Linked DNA regions of Mus musculus: regions 1, 2, 3 and 5 are each linked to region 4. A link is a loop called in an ENCODE intact Hi-C map of the cell type or tissue named here. Cell type or tissue: heart. All regions are shown on one strand.

Region 1 (5,000 bases), 58 kb before region 4:
ATGGCTGTGCTCTCTGACCTGTAAACCGGGCAGAATGGTCCTTGCCTGTAATCTAAGGACTCAATGGGGAAATCTAGAGCTCAAGGCCACCTTTGGCTACATAGCCAGACCCCACATCAATCAAAATAGGTTTAATATACATCTTGCGAGTCCAGAGAGACCCGTAGTGAAATAAAACCTTTTCCTACCCAGAAGAGCAGTGGCTGCAGCGGTGGGGGTGGGAAGCCAGGCAGAGCTTCTGTATCAAAGCAAGGCTGTAGATTCTGTGCAATACATTTCTTTGTAGGTAGAAAATACCATAGTCGACTTTCAGCTCAACCTCTGAGAGCAGTTTCTGTTGTTAAACTGTCTCCTCTGCTCTCCTCACTCCACGAGGGTGAACTCACTGGGCAGTAGTGACAATTAGGGGAGAATGTATGGGAAAGTACTCCAGTTCACAGCTCAGCTCTCAAGGATGGATGCTCGTCTTCCACAATGCCTGCCTACAATGTTTGCAGTTTCAGTTTGACTTAATTACATTTTACCCCAAGTAATCCCCAGATTCCCAAACCTGAACCCGGTCTGTTCGGGTATATTTAATGATAATGATTTGACTCATTTAAAAATTATACACGCATGCATTCCTTTATTGGAGGACGTGCTATAGTACGTGTGTGGAAGTCAGAGCGGCACTTACAGGTTTTGGGTCACTCCTTCCACAGTGTGTTACTCGGGGATTGAACTCGGGTCACCCAGTTTGGCAGCAAGCATCTTTACCCTCAGAGCCATTTCTCTAGCTTGTACTTTTCTCGTTCTTAAATGGAGAGTAGTTCAGTAAAAATGCTAATTTAAACTAGCATGGCAGCACATGCTTATAAACCCAGCATTATAAGCGAGAGAATCCCAGGTCAAGCTTGAGCTACACAGCCTGTCTCTAAAACTTGCTAACTAATGATGAGATGTAAGGAAGTTCTGTAAGCTACCCAGCTGTGCTCCCACAGAAGAGGCAGTAAGTGATCACGTAAGATCTATTGGGAAGATATCTAAAAGAACACTCCTTTCTGAGTAATGCCAACTTCGTTCCTAATCAAGAATATGTCGTTTAGCCCTAGCCATGGAGAGTGGGTAAAGAGACCATGAACTACAATGAACCCGCCTCAACTCCAGTGATAAGTGACACACAACAGAAATGCACAGTGGCAAATGCAGGAAGGGTGTGGGGAGACTGGATTACTTATGTGCTGTTGGCGGGATGTAAGCCAAAATTACATCAGCTTTTAGCAAAAGAGCCTGGCAAATTCTAGGGAGAAAAATGAATCATATATTTATCATACAGCCCAGCAACTGAACCCTGGGCATTTACCCTAGAGAAATGGAAAAGCCTGTGCTCTAGTCATAGTAACTTTGTTCATGACCGCCCCAAACTGGAAACGGTACACATGACCCTCAGGGACACACACATATACTGGCACATTCGTCAGCAGCAAAGAGCCAGGAGGCTGATTCAGCAGCAGGTGGATCTGCAGGGAATTGTGTGCAGGCAAAGCAGCAGCTTGGGAAGTTTGCTTACTGTAGACCATGTTTATATAACATTTTGAAATGACAATGTCTTATGAATGGAAAATTGAGGAGTGGCTGCTGGAGGTTGAGAACAGTGTTGACAATCAAAACACAAAGCTGTGGAACTCAGTCCCAGTGAATTCATCTATAACACAGCTCCCATACCCCAGGCCTGGGAATCAGGCAGAAGAGGGGGCAGAAGGATCGATAGTAAGAGCCAGGGGATGGGGAGTTTATGTGCAACTGTGTCTCCTACTAACATCAGGAACTGACCCCACCCACCCCAATGTGAGCTGAACAAAGACAGCAATGGGCTTGCCAAAGTGGACAGGGAGAGGACCAGGAGGCCCAGCTAGAAATGCTGAGAGCCAGAGAAACAGTCTTCCCCAGGGAAGAAAAAACCAACTGGTTATCCAATACCAAATATTCAGTCCTGAAATCACATATACAAGTAACATTGTATTTGTTGTATGTAGGGATATATACGTATGTATGTGTGTGTGTGCATGTATACATATATTTATATAACAACAATTAATGAAAAAAAAGAGGCCATGAATTTGAAAGAGCAAGGAGGGGAGTGTGGGAAGGTTCAGAGGAGGAGAGGGAGGGGGAATGATAAAGTTATAATCTCAGCAATTATATTATAATCTCAAAAATAAAAGATATATATTTTTAAAAAGGAACGAGGTTGAGAGGCTGGGGTGGTTCACGGGGCTTTGAGAGCACAGCATCGAGAGCTTGTGGTGAGGAAAATATATCGACCATGGTGGTGGGTATACAACACTCCCCATTGAATGGAACAATCTTAAACAGAAGCCTCTACAGTACTCCTTAGAGTTGCACACGAGAGTCTTACATTTTCTTAATCAGGCAAAGTAAAACTGCAGCCCCAAATGCCAGCGTCTCAGAAGAGCTTCAACACGCCGGGAAATATTTTATTTAGGATGCATTTGGGCCAAGCGCCTCTGCCACAGCACAGGTTTGGCAGGGCCCAGGGAGCTGAAGAAAATGAGGAAGATGGAATGGGGAAATTACTTAGATGATGTACAGCAGCTGCTGCCATTCCACTGCTGGGCCCCGTGACGCAAATGCAACGCCTAGCTGAGCAGGTGGCGAGGAGGGAGTGAGATTTCTCGGCTGATGCAGCCCAGAGGCCCACATCGAAGGGAGTGAAAGGTGTCTGGGTGTTTATGGAGGAGAGAGTGGAGATGGAGAATGAAAAAAAAGAATGCCCCTCGGTGTGCTGACACAGACAAGCATTCCAGAGTCCCAGAGTCCCGCCCTGAGGATGGATGCTTTTTGCACCTTATTCGGAGCATAGCCATGGGCGCCTAGCTTTAAACTATGCAACTATTTAAACTCCAGCCTGGGGGCCTTGCAGTTATTGCTGATATGGAGTTGGATTAGAACTAGCTGATTTATCACCTCCCTTCCCATAATCCTGTCTTGCAGGCACTCAATCTCACTTGCAATGTGTGGGGTGACCCGCCCCCTGAGGTGTCCTGGCTGAAAAACGAGAAGCCACTGACCTCTGACGACCACTGCAGCCTCAAGTTTGAGGCCGGGAAAACCGCCTTCTTCACCATCTCAGGCGTGAGCACGGCAGACTCCGGCAAGTACGGGCTGGTGGTGAAGAACAAATATGGCTCGGAGACCAGCGACTTCACCGTTAGTGTGTTCATCCCAGAGGAGGAGTTGAGGAAGGGAGCAATGGAGCCTCCCAAGGGCAACCAGAAGTCCAAGTGAGCAGAGACTGGGGGAGTTTTGAGGAGAGCCAGGACCAGCTGGCCACCCATCATGCTGCTGTCGTGAAAAGGATTGGGCTACAGACGATGAAATCCTCCTGGTGGCTCCATTTTGTGCTGGCTTAGGAGGAAGTCATCAGATCTCTTATTCCTATAGATGAGGAGGCACCATTGAAGAACACATTAAGGGTTTTAATCTACAATTTATGTAGTAAGAAAACATTAGGAAATGATTTCAAGGAAGAAGGGCAGAGGATGTTGGAGAAGTGCTGAGCGAGAGCAGAAGTGAGGCCAGCATGGAAGCCGGTGACGCTTTACCTGTAAGCTCTTAGGAATTGTGTCCATACCTCATGTTCTATCAAAATAGAGGCATGTGCCTGTAGGCTTGAGTATGGTGGGTCCCTGTTAGTAGAGGTGGTGCATTTCTGATAGCAGCCTTGTGAACTGGCCTCCCCCAGTGTGAATAAAGTCTCCTGCCTTTCCTCTTTCCCCTTGTGTCTCTCTGATCCTCACCATGTTGGGGCCTTTCCACCTCCTCCTAATCATTTCTGTAGCTCATCTTTTGGTTTACACCCTTAGGGCAAAAGCAGTTCCTTCTGGACATGGTCAGATAAGCCATCTGTGGTCAGCCACGGCTCAGAATTCCAAGTCACACTCACATTGCACATCTGATCACGTACACTATACTCCATCACTAAGATGGAGTAGTCTTTGATTGAAGTGTGTCAACTAATTATGACAGAACATCCAAACCTAATGAAAAGAGATTAATTTTTTGAAGTTCTGGAGGCACCAAAATCCAAGATCAAAATTCTGGCATCTGGAAAGGATAGGGAGCCAGAATCTTAAGGACTTTTTGGCTGCCCTGTGATGCCAGGAAGACAAGCAAGAGTGAACTCTCAGAAGTGAGGAGGTTGCATACAAACTCAGCCTTTTGTCAGGAACCCTCTCTAGAGGCAACTAAACCAGTCTACTGTGCACACTGACAACATTCACCCCTGCTTTCCTGGTTAAATACCTGTTGAAGATCCCGTTCCTCCACACCAGCAGACATGAGTCCTGGTTGTGAACACTGGGGCACATTCAAACTATGACACCAAGAACCAAGCAGTCTTCCCTATGCTGCAGAAATGGCTCCTAAGTATATAGAGCTTTTAAAAGATCAGGGCTGAAGTTGGCTCTAATCTGACTGTTGGTCCTTCCCTATCCAGCTGAGTGTCAGCTGCTGCAGCGATGAACCCAGGCAGGAGCGGGGCACTGAGCTCTCGTAACAGGAAGCTTGGTTCATGAGAAGGGCTTGTTCCTTGGATGGCAGCTTCCTCTCTGGTGACGGCAGCCCTCACTTCCACAGGACTCATGAGGCTCTCACCAAAGCCAAGCCTGGGATTGCCTGATCTTGGCTGCTCCACTTCTAAACTAAGTAAACTTCATTTCTTTGCAAAACTAGCAGGCTTCAAGTCCTTCAGTATGGAAAAATATACACTCTAGTGTAGTTAATAAATGCATTTCCTGGAAACCAAGTGAACCCCAGCTGAAGGTCGCTTTCCAGACATAGTTCAAATTCTCCCTGCTTCAGCAAAAGGCTGCTTGGGCTCAAGTAGACCCAGAAGGAACGGGCCACTGGATGCATACCTGCCAGGAAGCCTGAGAAGAGTCCAGCAGAGGCAGTCTCTCATGCTGAGATAGAGGCTCCTGAGCCCTCTGCAGAACTCA
Region 2 (5,000 bases), 180 kb before region 4:
CCACACAGAAACCTGGAGCTTCACAGCCATGACACAGCCAAATACCCACCTACCCAAACAACACCAACCTACAAACGCGAGAGAAAAGAAAATATCCAAAATTTTAGTGGAGATTCGCTTTCGTACCTTTGGATACAACTTTTGCACTTCAGATGTTAAAATCTTAAAAGATCTCTAAAGATCTCTAATATATTTTATACGCCTACTGAAAGACTCTTAATAACACTCCTCTGTAGAGTCGACTGAGCCCCCTCGACAGGCAAGAGAAACTCTAATCTCTCTGTCCAAGCTCAGGTAAAGGAGCACGGTGACGTCAGAGGGAATCTTTGAGAGTGGCGCTGGTCTCTTTGCTGTAGTTCTAAAAATGTGAAGCTGTAAAATAATCCTCAAGTTAGTTTAAAAAGAGCAGAATAAAACTGCAAATATTTGTTAGGGTTTACGGCAGGATCACCTGAGAACCTCACTTTGAAGGCTTTGTGAAAGATCTTTGGTATGAGACTGGCTGGCTGGCCTTCTAGAAAACAGCAGAAAGTTTCAGATCATCAACAGAGAAGGGAGGGCAAGGGTGGTCAAGGTAGTTTCTATTCACAGATGGCAATGAGTATAACCTTGTTTTAAACCAAGACAGTGCTGTAGCCATGCATGGTGTATGGTGTGGGTTGTTTGCAGTTCTGCCTCATGTATGCTAGGTATGCACTCTGCCACTGAGCTACCCCCCCCCCCCCCAAGAATAAGCGACAGCCTCATGCTTAAGGAAGACATCAGACTGTGAAGACAGTCCTGGAGAGGCTTTCTCCACATGCCAAGGGCAACCAGATTTTACAGAATCTTTAGAAATGTAGACTTTATAGAAACGTTGGTACTTAAGTTTTGAAAACGCTAAAGCTGGTGTGATGGCTGGTAACTGGATTTATAATCCTAGCCCTGGAAGTAGGAAGACCATCTTAAGTTCCAGGCCAGCATGGACTAAAAGGAGACCCTACCCAAACTAACAAACAAATTAACAACAACAACAAAAGAGCAGACTATGAAACTTCTTAAGTAGGACTAAGCCATACAAAGATATACATGAGATTGCCTAAATTAAATAGAATCTCACGTGCCTAAACTTGTAATAGATGTAAAAGATAGAAATTCTTAACAGAACATCTAAACTAAGCATACTTAGTTAATACCTTTTAATAAAAAAGCTCTCTTAAAACTAGTAAATATATCCTTCCAAATACTCCCATTTCAAAACCTCAGGTATTTGGCCTGCTTCGAAGTCCAGATCAAATCTCTATTATTTAATCAGTGCATTTCTTACTAGATGAGATGTGGGGGAGGGGATAGACTCAGTTTTTAAAAGTTGGTATTTCAGTTTCAAGGAAAACCAAGTCTTTATTTCTTAGGCACACTTCCGGTTGACAGTCAGCTTGGATCTTCCCACAGCCACACCCAAAAAAAGTTTTGAGCACCTTTTAAAAGTCATTAGTCGCCAGGATCGACTTGTCAACTACACCTCACTTTTGAAGACAAAATACCTTTCTAATTAATCCTCATCAAAGGCCATCCAGAAAAAAAAGAAAATATCAGCAATTTTAGTGAAGATTCGCTTTCGTCACCTTTTGATACAACGTCTGCACTTCAGATGTTAAAATCTTAAAAGATCTCTAAAGATCTATAATATAGTTTATACGCCTACTGAAAGACTCTTAATAACACTCCTCTGTAGAGTCGACTTAGCCCCCTCGACAGGCAAAAGAAGCTCTAAATCTCCTCTCTGTTCAAATACCGCTTTAAAAAAGTTTTACTTAGAGGGGCGCACACTAGAGTTGTATATCTGAACAGGGTCTTGCTACTACACATAGCCGCGCAGCTGCGACGACAGTTGCCGAGGGTGGCGGTGCTATCTTACGGTTTTATCCGCACACTCCCTCCTCGATCCCGGCAAGTTTACGTTAGCAACTCAACAGAGCTCCGGAGTCAGCTCTCTGGGGCTCTCTGGTTTCGCGGGGAGGCAAGGATCCAAGGCGCGCGGCGCCGGCGAGCTAAGCAACATTTCCCAAGTTCCTAGTGTGGGAAGCAGAGCGGGGTCTGCGCCCCGGCCGCCCCCAGCTCGCTCCAGCTCTCCCCCGGCTCGCGCACACATGCCCAGGTACGCTCCCCGAGCCGCGGCTCCCGCCGGTCCCCGCCGCCCCGCGGGGACACCTTCCCGGGCCGGACCGAGCCGCCCCCGCCCCGCGCCGCGGCCAGCACCACTCACCCTGCTCAGCCGCGAGAACCGAGAGTGAGCGTCTCCGCGAAGCTCCGCCGCTGCCGCCCTCCCAGACTTTCTAACTTTCCAGACTCCGCAGTACGGCCACTTCCGGCCTCCGCTCGCGAACCGGAAGGAAGCCTAGCGGCCATGCTCCTTCGCCTCGGTGCGCCAGCCCGGACGGGAGGGGGCGCCTCGGGGAAGGTGACAGAGCGGATGGCAGGCGTGGGGCGCCGACGGGGAGTCCGGGACGCGGAGTAGGGCTTAAAGAATCCTGTGGAGGGTCTCTCGGTCTAATCACCGGCTCTTCCTCTTTCTCCCGTCTCTTTTAGAATTGTGATTCTGCGCCCTCCCCCCTGTCAGCAGATGGTTGCGCCTGGCCCGGAGCTCTCCCTCTGCCCGCATTCCAGAGCGCGGCGAGAGGCGGGGACCCCCGTCTAAGTCCTTTTAGGGCAATTGAGGAGCCGGGCCGCGGACGTCACGTGACTGGCCCTGGCCCCGCCCCCCAGAGCCCGGGGCCTCCCCTCGCCCCGCAGCTGGAGCGCGCCTGCGCAGGAAGCTAGGGTGACTCACTGTCTAGGTCAGCGCCTCTGGGTCTGGGCAGCGTGGGAGTTTTTTATGGAGTTCTTCACGCTTCCCACGCGGGAGGAAACACTGAAGTTTCAGGGCCGCCGCCGCGCTGTCTCTTTGGTCCACTTAAGAGTTCATGAATTCAATATCGATTGCCCTCTTCCCAAACGTTCTCTGGAACTTTCTACAAGAGTCCCCCTTTACCCTGATGGTGACTCCTGCTTGCTCCACCTATGTCGCTCGAGGGTGAATGATGTAATTGGAATAAAGTGCTGGACCAATTTACCCGCCGGGTCTCCTTGCGTGGAGCAGCTGCTAACAATAGTTCTTATTTAAAGGAAGAGAGATTATTACGAGCCTGGCGGGATTCGTATCCCCAAGACTGGATGTTTTCTTCAAGAAACATTCCTCCCATTAATCAGTGATATGGTTTGAAGTTAACTCAAAAGCAGAGCCGCTGAGGGGGAAAATGTCCTAATCCTACAGATGTCAGAAACAAAATTTTTCTCCCTTTGATACTTGTACAAATACAAATAACTGGGTACTTCATCTCCAGCTCCCTACACCAAGGTCTTTAAGAGTGTGTTCTTCATCTTCAGGGACTTTAAGGGGCCCAACATGACTTTTAAGGAAGACTGGGGACACAGCTGGTGGCTGGCTATGACAGTACAAACTCAGAGGTCTGAGCAGTCAGAGACCGTGGATTCTGAGGCAGTGCAGCAATGCCCTAATGCCTCTACGAGGAGGTGGCCTGTCACCCTGGAAAGCTTAGGCCTTCCTCAGCTCCCTGTCCAGAAGGAGAACACCAAAACCCCTTTTCAGGATGGGCATTATCCGTCCCACCTCAGCTGGAAAACGGGACCTTGTTGCTTCTCTAGGAGCTGCCTGATATGTCCTTGCCAAATGAATCAATAGGTTTAGACTGGTAAGTGCTGTGGGAGGAGGGGGAAGGCTCTGGCTTGCCTGTTTTAAAATGAACAGTTGCTACCTCGGGACTGGGTTGTGGGATGGAAGAGAAAGGGCGGAGATCTACAAGGAAACAAATATGAATAAGTTACAGAAGAGCAAATAAACCTACCTGGGGACTAGTGGAAGATGTCCCAGAGGGCAATTGTGCCGATTCTAGGAGTTGATAGAGGAAAGAGGAGAGAGAAGTGTGTCAGGTCCTCTGGAGGGGCAAAGAACCCAGCTCATATGAAATTGGTTTCTGTTCACCCTGTATTCATTGCCATAGATAACCATGGACATATCAAATCAAGGTGGAAAAGGAAGTCTGCATAGTGTAATGTCTGATATGAAGTTCTAATGACTACACCCACTTCTGAAGGCCTCTGACATCTACGAGCCTGTTCTTTTGTAACCTAACAGAACTCTTCATGAAACAGCAGGTGAGTCCTTTTTACTCCAAGTTTGACAGTTTGGGTTCTGCCCCATATCTTTCCTTTAGCAAGCTGTGTAACTCGGAGAGCAAGTCCCTGGGTTGACCTGAGGCCTAATTTTCTGATATCCCTCCAGCCCGCCTTACAAGGCTTTCTGGTGAAATGAGATCATTTACAATTTCAGTTATTTCTTTTGTGTATATGGATATTCAACTGCATGTACATCTACACACCAGAAGAGGGCATCAGATCCCATATATGTGGGTGCTGGGAATTGAAGCCAAAACCTCTGCAAGAACAGCCAGTACTCTTAACTGCTAAGCTACCTCTCCAGCTCCTTGCTTACTGTGGGTGGTTTGAATGCGATTGGCACAGGGAGTGAGTGGCACTATTAGGTAAGACCTAGTTGGAGTGGGTGTGGCCTTGTTGGAGGAAGTGTATCACTGTTGGAGTAGGCTTTGTGTCGCCTATGCTCAGGCTCCACCTAATGTGGAAAGGCAGTCTCCTCTAGCTACCGCAGAGGACAGTCTCCTACCGCAGAGGACAGCCTCTCCTGGTCGCCTTCAGATCCAGACTCTTGGCTCCTCCAGCACAGTGTCTGCCGGGACGCTGCCCTGATGATAATGGACTGAACCTCTGAAACTGTAAGCCAGCCCAATGAAATGTTGTCCTTATAAAAGTTGCCTTGGTCATGGTGTCTCTTCACAATAAATCCCAAACTAAGACACTTATTGCTTTAAAAGAAGATTTCTCAGAGCTGGTGAGATGGCTCAGCGGGTAAGAGCACTGACTGCTCTTCCGATGGTCCTGAGTTC
Region 3 (5,000 bases), 49 kb before region 4:
GCCACTCCCACTCCAATAAGGCCACACCTCCTAATGGTGCCACTTCCTATGAGCCTATAGGGGCCATTTTCATTCACACTACCACCCACACCTACCCACCCACATACACACACACATCTGTTATAAATATTATACAAAATGAAAGTAAAAGGGACTTTTGTTTTTCAACCATTTATTGTTTATTCAGAAAGAGACTTACACAGGCAATAGTTAATAAATTATAATGTGTATTTTTAAAATTAAATATTTCACAAGCAAAAGTTTTAGAAATTATCTTTAAAACTCGTAAAATAAAGGTCTAGATAAAAAACAAAGTTGTTGATAAAAAAGAGCACAGCTGAAACGTGATCATGAAAATCTTAGTTGAGGGTGGTCCCTGATGTCTGTGGGGAACAGAGATTATATTCTAAAAAGAACATGCAACATTTTCAGGTGCCATTAAGCATTGGTAAAATGGACTTTCCCTGTCCAATGAAAGCTGAGAGATCTACCACCCACAGATCTGTGCTGCAGGAAATGGTAAAGAAAGGTCCTTTGACAGAGACAGATGGCACCAGGTGGGAGTTCATATCCACCGAGTGGACATTATGGAAGTGTAAATACTTGGCTAACTACAGAACAGTTCTTCCCATGTCCCTTCTCTGACTCCTGGTGCATCTCATCTGGCCCGGCATCGAGGACCAGCACCCAAGCGTGTCAACCTATAGCAGAACCAGGCTTCTCCAGTGTCAGTGACAGTCCCCTCTCCACCCCTCCACCTGAACCTTTGGGAAGTCAATTCTTCCTTGGTCAGGGCTAACTCGGAGGCCACTATGGCGACCCGAGAGAAGAGGATGATGCCCGGGCTGGAAACATATTTCGGAAGTGAAATGAGGAAGTCCAGTCTGGGGATAGCAGAATGCTAAGAGAGAGAATTGATCAGGAGGTGTTGCCTACCTATATGCAAGAACAACCGGCAGGAGGGCTCTGCAGCTGCTAGGAGACCATTTAGAGGTTGAAGGAGAGGGCGTGTGGAGGGTAGCAAGATGGCAAACATATGACGTTTACTAAAAACTATGCTTTTAGGGCCTGGAGAGACAGCTCAGTGGTTGAGGACTGGGGCATGAGTCTCTAAGAACTCACACGGGTGGCGTGTAGCTGTAGCTGTCTGATTGTAAATCCATCCTCAGAGGGCAGAGTCAAGGGACCCCCAAAACCAGCTGGCAAAAGCATGTGAACCTGCAATTGTACATGTGTGCCTATGGAAACAAACAGACATTTTAGACGCTAACCCTAAGATGATGCGAGATGTGTGAGGAGAAGGCAATGGGGGGACAGTGTGTCATGGCTGCAGAGGCTGGTGTCGAAGAACAACTAAAAGACAGTGAAGACACCAGGAACTCTGAATTCTGTTACTGTGCACCCCCAAATCAAAGCCCCTCATCCTTGGACAGATTTTTTTTTTAACCACAGTTGCTGGGTTGAAAATAAGTTCCCCCAGCCATGACTCTGGAATTTCTATACTGCTCTGTTGCTTCAAGTTCTACCTGACATCTACACACCAGGCTAATAACTAATAACACTGCGCTGTCATTAGCACAAACTGTATGCTTTGATTACTTCTAAGTATTTACTGCCATCAACCTGCCTCTGCTTCTCTCATCCCATGATGGGTGATTACTTGTGCACACAACCATGCTTGATGGGTTACTAGTGCACACAACCATGCTTGGTCTTTTACCCGGATGCTAGGGATTCAAACCTTGGATCTCATGGTTTTGCAATCATTGTTCTTACCCACTGAGCATCTCTCTAGTCCCCGGACTCCACCTCTGAGAACAGATATTTGCACCTTGAAGAAAAGGAAAGGACTACATTTTTAGAGGTTTGAAAAGATTGGGGGTGTCACTGCATAGTAAAATATTCATCTAGTAGGCATCAGACCCTAGGTTTAATCCCCAGCAGCACAAAAAACAACCAGCTTTGGATCATCTCAAAGGCCTTGCTCTGTCTAAGCCAGGAATAAAAGTTCCATGTCACTGGGACAAACAGAACTCAAGGATTTCCTCCCAGAAGCCAGTTATGTCCCTTGTAGTGTTTTGTGTCCTTTATCTGATGGCTCTGAGCTAATATTGGCTATCTCAACAGTGTTCTGGTCCTGCCCACCAAAAGCCTTCCACAAGCAGCTCTCCATTGCCAGCTACAGCTCATGTATGTAGCTCATGCATGCAGCCCATGCATGCAGCCTGTCCATGTAGCCCATGTACACAGTCCATCCACACAGCCCTTCCACTCCCCATTGCTCTCCACAGCTTAGCATTCCCTGTTGGGTCACCAGGCCTGGAAAGCATCCATGCTCGCTGCCATCTGCCAACACAGACATGTCCTGTTCCTTTACTTCTGAACTGTACAGTTCCATTCACCAGAAAGTCACACAAGAAGTGTCCCTCTACGCAACCCAAACCAAGGACCCCTGATACCAAGAGGAGGGCTCAGTATTTTATTTCACGGAAGAGAAATCTGCAGAAGGAGAAGTGAAGTGGCTCCTAGCTACACTTGAACCAGCAAAGCTGAACTCATCCTTTTCAGAGTCTGCCAGTTTGTGAGTCACAGAATAAAGAGGAGACTGATGGTACCAATGAAATCCAGCACCCAATGGCCTCCAAGCTGAAGAGGAAAGCGATTACCTCTATGTCACTGTCACTTTGTCATATATGTCTTTATCATTTCCTCATTTAGTAAGTAGTTACAGAGTTCACAGCTAATATTGGCCATCTTCACAGAGCCCTCAGCATGAAGTTGAAAAGCCCTGACATCCAGCAAGGCTGCTGCCCAATGTAAGTGGAAAGTTACTAATGGCTTTGACCTCTGCACACACGCTGCTGAAAATCAAGGAAGTGCCTCCGGGTGCAGAACTGTTTCTTCTAGTGCGTCCGGACCCAGTTCCTCACAAGTGTCTAGCATTGTGTGGTGATGGGGGAAAAAAAAAAAAGAAGAAAAGACGGAACAAAGTCCTGGCCTAGTCACATGAACATCATGCCTGTGAAGAACTAGTCTACTGCATTTAATCATTATTCAATTAGAATACTCCTTAATTTGATATTTCTTAAGGCTCATTACATTTAATATAGTTTCTTGACAAGGCCACATTATGGTCATTAGCATTTCTAAAAGCTTGCTGAGCACTTTAAAAGCCATGTTTTAATAAAAGTTATGTCTTTAAATATAAGTGTCCGAAGTCAGAAAAGCTGTAAGCAGAGGTGTAAGAATAAGCAAGTTTGTCTGTAGGAATGGAAAAGTTTTCTACCCATGGCTCACTGGTTAAGAGCCCTTGCTTACTGCTTTTCCAGAGGACTCAAGTTAAGTTTCTAGCACCCCTGTCAGGAGGCTCACAACTGCCAGAAACCCTAGGACTCCAGCTCCAGGGGATTGGACACCTTCTCTGACCTCTAAAGGTACCAACACACACATGTGCCCCACCACCACCCCATTAAAAATAAAAATCATGAAACCATTTAAAAATCCAATCATGCAAAGAGTCATTTTACCCTATGGAGGACATTTCTGGGATATCTGACAGGGTTCGAGTGGGCAGCATGCAAGCAACATTTAAGAAGCAGAAGTAGCTGGACCGTTGGCACAGCGGTGCACAGAGCCAGCCAGTCTGTCCATTCCACTTTGTTAATTCAAAACTAAAAGAGGAAAACGCATCACCCCAAGGCCAGAGTATCCAGTAAATGATCAGATCTTTGTTAATTAATCACTTAAAGCAAAATAAGACAAAAGTCTAGAAGTTAAAATATGCAAACAAAATCTCACTCACTAAACAATAACTACAGTGGTATATTGTAGAGATACGATTATATGTTATTATTTCTGTATTGTTTATTATGTAAAGCTGAGTTTTTGTTACATAGAGATAGTATATGGATATAATTGCATATTGTTTTATTATAATACTATATTATAGTTGTTTACTATAGAGCTATAAGTAAGTTAAAACTAGGGATCTTGAATTTTAAAAAATATTGCATAAATGCTTTAAACGAAACATTTGAAACTGCTTCTTGCCTCTCCAGTAGCCACAGAAGCAGAAATGCACTGTGTCTCTTGTCAACACAGGAAGTTGGCTATAAAGACATCATTCACAACAAGGGTCAAATGCTGGGAACACCTTTTAAATACAACGGGTGGGGGAAGGGTGGATCAGAACGCATTTACTTCCATTGGCTCCAAAATACTTTATATAGGGACTGTCGGTGGTTCAGTAAGTCAAGGTGCTTGGCATGACAAACTTCCTGGGGGAGATGCAGCACACAGGTCTACTCACCCTGGACAGGGAGCTCACAGCACATCCCTGATACCACCAAAGTCCAATTTGGTGACCCAATGAGTTTTAGGGATTACTTAATAAAGGCATGGGTGACGAGTTCCTCATAGGAGCAGAAATGACTCCAAGACAGCTGCATCACCAAAGCCCACACCCCAGCCTGGTTAACACCTCACAAAGCTGGGAGCCTGCAGCGCAGCACACAGCCTTATCTACTGCTCAACACGATGAGGAGGGACATCTCCTGGTACCTCAGTTGCTCTAGACATCTTCCAGATGGCGAGGCTGCTCTCTGCCTCTTTCGAGCTGCTGTTCTAGTCTTGGAGCGTTCTTCCAAGCCCAGTTTGTCGGAGTCTGGGCAGCTCAGCTACTTTGCAGGTTACTCCGGCAGGGAGGGGCCTAGTGAATCTGACCATTTTAAGGGACTTCCTGAAGATATTTTGAGTTGTTTACCTTCCTTTTTAAGGAGCTTCCCGGCTGGAGGGGGGCTGGTTTGATTTAGGAGGAAGCTGGTTCTCTCCAGCGTAAGCCCTGATCACCCAGTTTTGACCCCAACAATCTGACTTCCAGTCCCGGAACCCACGCAAAGGTGGAAGGAGAGACCTGACTCCACAGAGTTGTCCTCTGACGTCCACACACCTACCATGGTCCATACACACACACACACCATGGCCCACACACACACATACCA
Region 4 (5,000 bases):
GGAAACAACCTGACTGTTCTTCTACTGATGAAAGACTAATGAAAACGTGCCACAGATAGACTATGGAATATTGCTCAGCTGTGAAAATGTGCTACAGATAAGACTATGGAATATTACTCAGCTGTAAAGAAAAAAAAATCATGAAAATTTCAGCAAACAGAACTGAACTTCTTCTGACCTTATAGTAAAATGGCTTCCATCACTCAGATGGAGTCAGGCTGGCCCATCACTAGCCCCAACCAATATATCTACCACAGAAATCCTGCTCCCAAGGATCAGGAATCATGTGGAAGAAGAGGAGGCAGACCGATTGTAAGAGACAGAGGGAACAGGAAGTTTGCTATGAGATTTTTGTCTCAGAAATGTCAAGGAAGCTATACCCACGAAGCCTCAACTTGGCTGTTTCAAGACCTGAACAAGAACCATACCAATAGGCATATTAATATGGAATGGAGAATTCTTAGGGGACCCCACCCCTAGACAAAGAACTGCAGACAATTAAGTAATTCTGAGTGGGAGAAATAGTCTTCTCTAGGGAAGAGACACCCCAATTAGTTATCCAGTACAAAATGATCAGTCCTGAAATAATATACATACAATTAACATGTATGTGTTTATGTTATGAGCAGGCTGATTTATATATCTATGAATGTATGTATAAGCAATGAAAAAATAGAGGCCATGAATATGAGCGAGAGCAAGGAATGCATGAGATGGGTTGGAGGAAGGAAAAGGAAGGTGAAATGCTGTAATTATATCCTAATTTCAAAAATAAGAATTATTAAAAATAAAAACAAAAACAAACAAACAAACAAAAGAATATGCCGTTCCATGGCTTGTAAGGAGAGGCTGCAGTGCACGGTGGGGAAACCCCGAAAGGACACAGAAAGATATTCTTAAACAAAACATCAAGACAGCTTGCAACTCTAGAGTCAAAACATCTCGGGCCAAACTACATTAGGGGCAACAAGGTCTTCTCTCTTTGAAATGAAAGATACATCTAGACTAGCAGACCGATGATTGGTGGGGGAAGGTTCTTGGCCATGAAACTGGAAGGTGGTAGGGTCAGAAGGTGAGGAAAGACTCTGGGCAGTGAAGCAGATGGGAGTTGGGTGTGCCCCAACTTTACAGGTATCAGCTGGGGGAAGTCGAGGAACAGTCAACAAATATTTAATTAGTTCCTCTTCTGCCTCAGTAGTAGCATGAAGCAGGCAGCCACTAGAGAATGAGGAAAATACTATAAACATGAACCAATCCTTCTGAGTAAGGTGTCAAAGCCCAGAGGGGGCGGTGACAGAGGAAGGGCGGGTTGTCTGCTGCTTTCTGCATGATGAGAGGAAGGAAGCGTGAGAATATTTCCCTCCCAAGGTAGGAGGTAATGAAACTATCCCGAGAGAAACAGGAAAAGTCAAGAATGAGAAGCTAGAGAACAAACAGTAACAGCGTGTTCTACAGTCTGGGCTGCAAGCTACATTGGGCTCCCAATGGGAATGAAGGTGTAGCTGTTCCCAGTGCATTGACTTGGGGATTGAGGACTGGGTTCTCTGGGTTTAATTGCACTTCCCCACAGCGGAGGAGTAGTATTTCTCGAGCATTTACGGGAAACTTTCAACCTTGAAAACATTTCTTTCACTGGTAGATCAGATGAAGAGCCACGCTGAAGTGAAAAATCCCAGTAGGTTTGGGTGTCTCTGTGGACCTTGGTAACTACTGAGGCAATCTGGTTGAATTCCACACGGCGGTACTTAGGCAGGGAAACGAAAGGTTTCCCGGGTCCCAGCACAGACTATGCTCACCGCGCTTCATTGTTGCAAAGAAACTGCTGTGCCCAGGCCCATACCGGAGAGAGTTTGTATAAATGCATGGCTCAGCGGCCGGAAGACTGTGTCACACTGTTCATGCTCGCGGTGAGCACGAAGAAATTAACAAGCATTTAGAAGTGATGCCATGGCCTTCCATCGAAAGAACCAGCTGCAGATATACAAGACGAAAAACAGCCGCCGTCACTAACACTCGCAGCTGCAGCCGTTAAAGTGCACTTTTTAAGTAGGCGGTGTTATCACCGAGCTCCAAGGGTAAATAAGGAAAGATACGGGTTCTGCAGTGATCCCATGATGGTGCACTCGCGTTACGCGGGGACACCATTATGCAGCAGACCGTTTGCACTCTTTTTTGGTAGCTGGACTCTGAAGCCCGACGCAGCGCCGCAAGGTTGCCATGGGGACCGGAGGAAACTTTTTTTTAAAGCGCCCTTCTGAGGCCGGCGCCGGCGTCGAGCTGCTCTCTCCCCGGAGGGGCCCAGGGCTCCAGGCGCGCGGCCGGCGGGGGCGGAGCTCGCGTCACGTGGCCGGGCCGGGGCGGGGCGTGCGCGCAGTCTACCGCCAGCTCGGCCGCCGCCGCCGCTGCTGCCGCCGCCGCGTCCCATTCATGAGGCCCGGCGGGCTCCGCTGTAGCCCGCGGCTTCGGAGGCGGCGGCCCCGCCCCCTGCTCCCCCGCTTCTTGGGGCATCCCTGCGGGGCTGCACAACAGTCCGCCGAGTGAGAGCCGCGCGCGGTGCCGCAGGTAAGCGGGCCGGAGACAGCGCCGGGGCTTCCCGGGGGGCCGCGTCCCCGCTCGCGGCCTCGCCTCGCGTGGGCCACGTAGCCGCGGCCGCGCCGCCTGAGGACGCGCGGGCGTCTGCGGAGACCCTCACGTCGGCAGCGGTCCTCCGAGCCGCGGGCGGCGCGCCCGGGGACCGCAGCCCCGGGCCTGGGGGAGGGGAGCGGACGCCGGCGCGCGGTCGCGGTCATCCCCCGGCCGGGACTGGCGAGGTGCAGTTATTCCCTCAGGCCGTTGGCTTGCCCGCCGCCGCCGTCGCCGTCGCCGCCGCCTCCTGCAGGCCGCGGACCTGGTTTAGATGTGAGTAGCCTGTTGCCGGCGACCCCCGGGGCCCTGGAAGGTTCTGTCGGCTGTGGGAACCGGAGCTCTGAGGCCCAGTTTTGAGCGCCGCGGATCCACCCCAGCCTAAGAAAATTATTTTCATTCAAATTTAGGATGGCGTTTCGGAGCCATAATTATGCAGAACAAGACTAGGAAGATCGCCCTCGCTTTCAGAAAGTACTGGAACGCAGGATACTTGGAGAGGCACTGAGGGATTACTGAACAAGCGGCCACACACTTATTTTAATGCATCTTTGAGACTTAAAAAAAAATTAAAAATGGAAACTGAGGCTCTTGCATGGCGCTGAAGCTCATTTGCCCAGCAGTAGGGATGCTGGTTAAGTTGGTACCGAACCTCGCCTCACTAATTTAAAACGTTATGATAACACAAGTTGAATTTTGAAATCTATTTTGGGATCATTTGCCGGTTAGTGTCTGTGTTGATCCGACATTGATTGCTTTCACTGGCTTAAAACTACGAATCGTGGCAGGTATTGCTAGACTGGGTTAGCAACCCAGCCAGCCACCAAGTGTGGGAGGAAACAGGTGTTTTAGCCCTCGTTGGGCTGCCCTGCCCGGTGTGCCCTCTCACATTGCCCGTGGGTAGCCTCCTACGGGCTTCCTCCTAGTTAAATGTGTTCTTGATTGTGGTTTATCGGCCCCAGCGATCTTCAAGTTCGAGGTAGTAGCAGAATAGCTGTAGCATGCTAGAAATGAAATGGCTGGGTCTACTTTCGCGTTTGTGGCAAAATTGAGATTCGGCAGAGCAGCTGTATGCTTAAGAGGCTCTGGAAATGGGAGCATTTGAAAACCCTTGAACGCCAAGTGCAGTTAAGCAGATAAAGGGATAAAGGTCGGAGCTTTGTTTCTTGAATGGCTGTATGCTTGTTCTCCTTGCTTAGCCTTGTGCGTTTTGGTTTACTGACTGGACTATCCCCTGCACTGGGCACAGGATCCCCGCAGGCAAGACTCCAATAGCTGTTTATTACTAAGCACAGAGGCTGGCTTTTAGAAGAGCTTTGGTTGGGGCTTCTTGAGTGAAGAGAAGAAGCTGCAAGCAGTTTGTCCTTGTAGGTCACTGGGAGCCAGTGGAATGAAATGAAATCATCAAATTTTCTTGTATGGTATGCCTTGGATGGGATAATCTTGGTGCTATCACGGGTCAGAGGTGGTCAAAGGTTAGGCCAGTGAACATTACGGTGGACATTTTGTTGTGTTTAAATATTAATATTGGACTTAAATATAGTATAGGTCACTGCAGCTATCCTCTCTGATGGTGTGCATAATATACTTCAGAAGTGGGACAATGAGTTGGAACCCTTCTTGCTGGGAGGTGCACTGGTGCCTCCCTTAGGTGTTCAGCAGCCTGTGGGCAAGATCTTAAGTCTAAGTTAAGCCTATGTGTCTTGTCTTTGAAATCCTCTGTCTGTCCCCAGGGCCTGTTGTCACTTTGTTTAGGGGTGGGGCTGTAGGAAGTGTACCCTCTCAATCAGCTGGTCAGCAGGGTTGCAGGAGTTGATTTGCAACTTTGCTTTAGCTGTGTCTGACTCCCTTCATTGCTAAGTAAATTAATACTTTTGGCTTAGGTTCAGGGTCCTAGGACCTGTCACCTTCATGGCAAAATAGCTTATAGCTTTGTAGTCGGGCCTTCAGTTGTCAGAATCCAGTGTAAACAATGTCTCATTAAAACATTGGAATGGGGGCTGGAGAGATGGCTCTGTAGTTAAGAGCATTGACTGCTCTTCCAGAGGTCCTGAGTTCAATTCCCAGCAACCACATAGTGGTTCACAACCATCTGTAACGGGATCTGACGCCCTCTTTTGGTGTGTCTGAAGACAGCTACAGTGTACTCATATATATAAGATAAATAATTCTTTAAAAAAATTGGAATAGCTGGAAGATATACCCTGCAGTGATAACACTCTGATGATGTCTTGATAATAAAGTTTTTATGTTTTTGAGACAGTCTCATTCAGATAGTTCAGGTCTTGAACTTACTCTGTATTGTGTGCCACCATAATTGGTTGAGGAAGTTCTGAGACTTGAACTCAGGGCTTTGTGCATGCTAGGCAAGTACTCTA
Region 5 (5,000 bases), 430 kb before region 4:
CCAGGCAGACAAGGGAGGATGTTAGCTGGATAAGGCACAGGAGTAGAGATACGTTCCTCATGTTGATGAGAATAGAATCCCAGGCCTCAGGCATGGATGACTATCCAAGCATCTCAACACTGGCGTTCGACGTACTAGCTCTGTGGCAAAAGCTGACTAGTCGTAGCTGAACTTAGCCAGCACTTGACGAGTGCCAACAGAACTGGCCACAACTGCCTATGTAGTAGCTTTGGTAGCTTTGGAGCATTGACTGTAGAACACCCTCATGTGCTGTGTCCTAGTGTACTAGAACATTCAGCTACTGTCTCTTGTATAGTATTTGCATGTAGCCTGTTGCACATCCGGCAATATAAGCCATTTTGAGATTACTTCTTACAGAAATTCAATTTCTTTCTAACTGCAAATGCTTTATAAATATTGTTTTTTTTTATTTTGTGGTTCTAGAGAGCAAACCCAGGACCTGCCCAATACCAGCTAAGCACTCTACTACTGAAATAGACATATATATATATATATATATATATATATATATGTATGTATGTATGTATATATATACTCTAATACTGATATAGACCCATAAGCCTCACTCGGGATGGCCTGGAACTTGCTATATAGACTGCAAAAACCTCAAACTCATAGAGATCCTCCTGCCTCAGCCTCCCAAGTTCTGGGCTTACAAGTATTCACCAACCCAATGTTAGTTTTCTGAGACAAATATTCAACTTGTAGCACAGGCTGGCTTTCCATTTGCAATCTCCCCTGCCTCAGCCTCCTGCATGGTAGGAATTATGTGGACATACACCAAGCAAATACTTGTTATACTGTCTGTATATAGAGAATAGCAAAGAAAAGTCTGTGCGTGTTCAAAAATGAGTCAATTCAAGACAGATCAGATTAGATTAAAGGCCGGTTTCTTGGGAAGCTGCTCTGGAGGTGGGGGGAGACGGGGAGGGGAGAAAGAGTCCTCATACAAAGAGGGAAAAGGAGAGGAAAGAGAGAGACCCAAACGTCAGGATTAGATAGGAAGGAGCCACTAAGGGAATGGCAGCCCAGCCCTGGACTGGAAAATTCAATGATGGGAGCAGGGTATGCCAGGTAGGGAGTGAGGGATGCTGGGAGAACCTGGAGGCCAGGTCTGCTTTGATATATATACACCTCAGTTGCTTGTCCAGGGGTTCAAAACCAAACACTTGAACTTCTGATATTCCTGAGCTACAGGTATGTGCCACCACACCCAACGGGCAGCCGGCTTTTGTCAAAACTCAGTCTGCCCTGAGGGCTTGGTAGACCAGCTGCCCAAACAGGAAGCCTTATATAATTCTGTAACCCTGACCTTGGGCCCTGAATCTCTCTCTTCTGTAAACAGTCCATTCAACTCAGGAAGGCCTGTAGGCCAGACGGGGACATATTTTGAAAAACACACAATTACAAATGCTGAAAAAGAAAAAAAGAAAAAAGAAAAAAACAAAACAATTCCCTAAGCGTAAGAGGAAGTGACTGTGTCTGAGTCAGGGGTAGAAAAAAATCCAGAAAGTCATGGAACAAATGGCAATGACATCTTCCTGGTGATGAATGTGCCAGGACGGCCGTCTGTGTGCACAGTTGACTCAATAGCACCTGTTGGCAAAGCCGGGAGATGAAGTGCTAAAGAGATCGTATTCCCATCTGGGAACAACACCCGCTGCCTGGGAAATTAGTAACCCTGAAGACCGAAATGTCCCTCCCGATTTCAACACACGGTTCCCTGGCTCTAGAAAGGCTGTGTGGTTCACACAGGCCAGCGGCCCTACCAAGCTTACTCAGACCCCCCGGCCTTAACCTTTGCCCTTACACGATGTGGGCAAAAACAACTCTAACATCTCATGGTTTCAGGCATGGGCTGGTTTTGGCTTATAGTATTATTTGATTGTCAAGCTTCGTGGAGGTCTATACTACAGGGCTCAGACCTTAACCCCTGGACCCCGCGCCTTCTGAAGAGACACCTCCAGCATTCTTCAGTGTCCTCTAATTTAGTTAATTAATGAAAGTTTCTGAGAGGACCAGGTACTTTGATCTGAACCTCTCAAGCTTCCGTGTACCGTTTCCAGATGCAGAGCCAGGAAGCGCTGGGTCCTGTGGGCTAACAGCGACTCGGGACTGGGCCTCCATTTCTGCCCAACATTGGAAAGGGGGTAGGGCAGTGTCTAAGAGGATCAGACAGCCTAAAAACACAGCCGCTGGCATTTTACTGGGTGTAGCTGCAGTCTGGGAAGCTGATCTGGCAGTGTGGAAATCTTCAGTAATCCTTATAACACAGGAACCCAGCAGGGCTGACTGGGAAAGCTTCAAAACCCAAAAGGTGTCTGTATGTGGAATATACGAGACAAACAGGGAAAATGGGAGTAATTACAGCAGGAATCACGTTTTGTTGATGCTTTTTCAAGACAAAGCCTGAGTAAGGAGTCCAGGCTGGTCTTGAACCCTGGTCTTCCCACATCGGCCTCAAAAGGAAGAAATCACAGGCCCGAGCCTCCTGCAATGTTTACCAGACCCTGTTCCCAGTATTCTCCCTCACTGATTCTGGGGAGGAGGGGGGCGTCTGAGTCCAGAGGTTTCATTCCGTGGATAATTGTCAATGTGCTTAAATAAAAGTGAAGACTCTCTACAGGTAGATCTGCTAGCGTTTACCTTTAATTTCCGCACTCAGGAGACAGAAGCAGCCTAGTCTACATAGTGAGTTCCAGGACAGCCAAGGCTAAATATCTACCATATCTCGAAAACAACAACAAAAATGGGGACATTTTGAATGGATTCCATCTCTGCACCAGAGACAGGTCGGCACACTTCCACAAAACTTACCAGCGGGAACTGCCGCGGAGTTCCGAACACGTGCATGTTGTTCCGATGTTGGCCACCAGGGCGTGCGAGAGAGCAGGACAGCCTGCAGCACTTAAGTTTGTTTTCCCAGACTTTGTCTTGGGAGGGAGGAGGTTGGGTGCGGGGGCAGTTAGGCGAGATGCAGCTGGCTCAAAAACAATCCGTTTGTTCCCTGAAATTATCCCACTCGCCTTTTAGAAGTCAAAGGTTGCCACGTTACCTGTTGCCAGGTTCCTAAGAGTGCTCGGGGGAAAATGTGGGTGAGAATGGCTCTCCTGAAGCCTGGTGGGGTTTCAAGCTTTGCCCAACACTGACGCTGACATTTGGAGGGCAGCTGCGACGGATCTGAGTCTAGTTTGGTTGCAGGTCTAATAGAGTGGCTGTGACTTACATCCTTTACAGGCATCAAGTGCCTGGGGCTTCCCCCCACCCCACCCCCTTCTTTTAATGGCACTTAGCTTTCAGATTCCTCCCCTCCCGGGATTTCTATACAGTGCACGCTCTGTGCAAACCAGCCACGCCTCCGGAATTCCAAGTTTTGTAGCAACCTTTTAGTTGGGAATATATATGTATTATGTTTTTATATATAGATATGAATCCCAAACATTGCGTCCAAGAGACAAGCCTTTCCTTTCTTCCTGCCTCTGAGAACAATGTTTTGTTTGATTAGCCCGGGCAATGGGGCTCTCCCTCGAAAAGGCGGGGGCTATCAGTTGAATAGATCTTCAAGCCAGACATGCCGAGGCTTGGGGCGTTTGTCTGGCATTAGGAAGTGTCTGGGATCCTGGTAATCACCAACTGGCGAGGGTGTGGATGACTGCAAGAGTTATTGCCGGCCCCTCCCTCCTCGGCTCGCTCAGAGCCGCTTCCCCCCCCCCCCCCATTCAGTGACAGGGAAAAGTGTTTTCCGTGGAGGATGCCTTGAGTGGAAGTCATTCTCACACAGGCACCTCCCAGGAGCCAGAATGCATACTAACTACTGTGGGGTGCACTGTACCTCCCAGAGGTGGGCTGGCAAGCGAGTGCGCCTCACCAACCACCAGGATCTCTCTGGGTGGCCTGAAAAGGGGGAAGCTGTAAATATTTTTGAAATAGGGCAGTAATTTTTCCATGTGGACTCTGTTGGGCAGAGATTTTGCAAGGTTTTGTTAATTTTTTAGAACTTATATATACTTAGGTATTTTCTCTTTTTAAAATTGTTTGTTTGTTTGGTAGTTCTGAGGATTAAAGGCAGACCTTTTTGAGACTGCAGCAAGATTTCTACATAGCCCTGGCTGTCCTGGAACTTGCTATGTAGACCAGGCTGGCCTCAAACTCACAGGGATCCGCCAGCTGGAGAGATGGCTCAGAGGTCCAGAGCACTTGCAGAGGACCTGTGTTCCATTCCCAGCACTTACGTGAGGGCTTTTGACCATCCCGACACCAGCTGCACGGGATCCGGTCCACAGGCAGCAGGTATGCATGTGGTGGACAGAATACACAGGGGGGGGGGCGGGGGGGGAGGTAAAAATCATATGCATAAATTTAAATAAATCTTTTAAAGAAAGAAAGAAAATTGTCTGATCTGTGCTTGTGCGCCTTCCCAGGAAATGAGTCGTCACTACAGAATAATGTCCTTCTGTTCTGTGTATGAACAATGTGTGACTACACATCTTACAGATTTGTTTTGTTTGTTTATTTGTAATATTACACACACACACACACACACACACACACACACATACACATCATGTAGGCATCAAGCTCACAGAAATCTGCCTGCCACTCTAGTGTCAGGATTAACCACTAAGCCTGATGTTTTTGTTGTTGCTGTTGTTAATTAAAACTGCATCTATTTATTTTGTATGTGTATGGGCATATGCATGCCACGATGTGCATGTGGAAGCCAGAGGACAACTTTTGAGAGTCGGTTGTCACCTTCTGCCATGTGGGTCTCTGGGGATCGACTCAGGCTGTGAAGCTTGGCAGCTGGTGTGTTTACGATCGAGCCCTCTCTCAGACTCATGCAGGTCTTGTTCTTTTAATTTCTCTCGTTTGTTTTGTATGCACTTGTGTGATCTCATATGTGCGATCTGGTGTGCATTGGAAGATCAGAGTACCACTTGCAAGATCTGGTTCTTTCTCTCCACCACGTGGTTTTAGGG

Evidence for each region. Hi-C counts contacts between places; a loop is a spot of excess contacts. Peaks named below come from ENCODE experiments on the same cell type or tissue, not always from the same donor. Only the 100,000 strongest peaks of a DNase experiment are listed, where the experiment ranks them.
Region 1: it touches region 4 in a loop (2.3-fold over the local background); 12 of 42 quality-filtered maps call a loop at or near these places.
Region 2: a loop joins it to region 4, with 2.6 times the contacts of the local background. A loop is called at or near these places in 14 of 42 quality-filtered maps.
Region 3: it touches region 4 in a loop (2.3-fold over the local background); 12 of 42 quality-filtered maps call a loop at or near these places.
Region 5: it touches region 4 in a loop (1.9-fold over the local background); 3 of 42 quality-filtered maps call a loop at or near these places.

Annotation. Positions count from the first base shown.
Region 1 is chr17:71,123,082-71,128,081 of GRCm38, forward strand. Myom1 (myomesin 1) reads left to right here. Exons shown (of 37, transcript NM_001083934.1): 37 at 2,995-3,775. The coding sequence ends at 3,288. Among named protein-coding and RNA genes, the nearest start is that of Lpin2, 58 kb to the right of the region's middle. In heart, no CTCF peak of the experiment used is centred here; DNase peaks (open chromatin) are centred at 2,610 and 4,560; H3K27ac peaks cover 484 bases.
Region 2 is chr17:70,999,863-71,004,862 of GRCm38, forward strand. Myl12a (myosin, light chain 12A, regulatory, non-sarcomeric) reads right to left here and starts at 2,671. Exons shown (of 4, transcript NM_026064.2): 1 at 2,246-2,671. It also overlaps a transcript of Myom1 not described here. In heart, CTCF peaks have their summits at 2,411, 3,495 and 4,421 (motif pointing right); DNase peaks (open chromatin) are centred at 2,769 and 4,579; H3K4me3 peaks cover 3,964 bases; H3K27ac peaks cover 4,844 bases.
Region 3 is chr17:71,132,425-71,137,424 of GRCm38, forward strand. No RefSeq gene overlaps it. Among named protein-coding and RNA genes, the nearest start is that of Lpin2, 49 kb to the right of the region's middle. In heart, no CTCF peak of the experiment used is centred here; DNase peaks (open chromatin) are centred at 2,197 and 2,887.
Region 4 is chr17:71,181,183-71,186,182 of GRCm38, forward strand. It overlaps Lpin2 (lipin 2), which reads left to right and starts at 2,350. Exons shown (of 20, transcript NM_001357791.1): 1 at 2,350-2,562. In heart, no CTCF peak of the experiment used is centred here; DNase peaks (open chromatin) are centred at 1,339, 2,329 and 3,709; H3K4me3 peaks cover 3,141 bases; H3K27ac peaks cover 2,545 bases.
Region 5 is chr17:70,752,230-70,757,229 of GRCm38, forward strand. All of the region lies in intron 6 of Dlgap1 (DLG associated protein 1), which reads left to right. Among named protein-coding and RNA genes, the nearest start is that of Gm36746, 37 kb to the left of the region's middle. In heart, a CTCF peak has its summit at 2,899; DNase peaks (open chromatin) are centred at 1,732, 3,072 and 3,642; H3K4me3 peaks cover 1,507 bases; H3K27ac peaks cover 2,140 bases; H3K27me3 peaks cover 580 bases.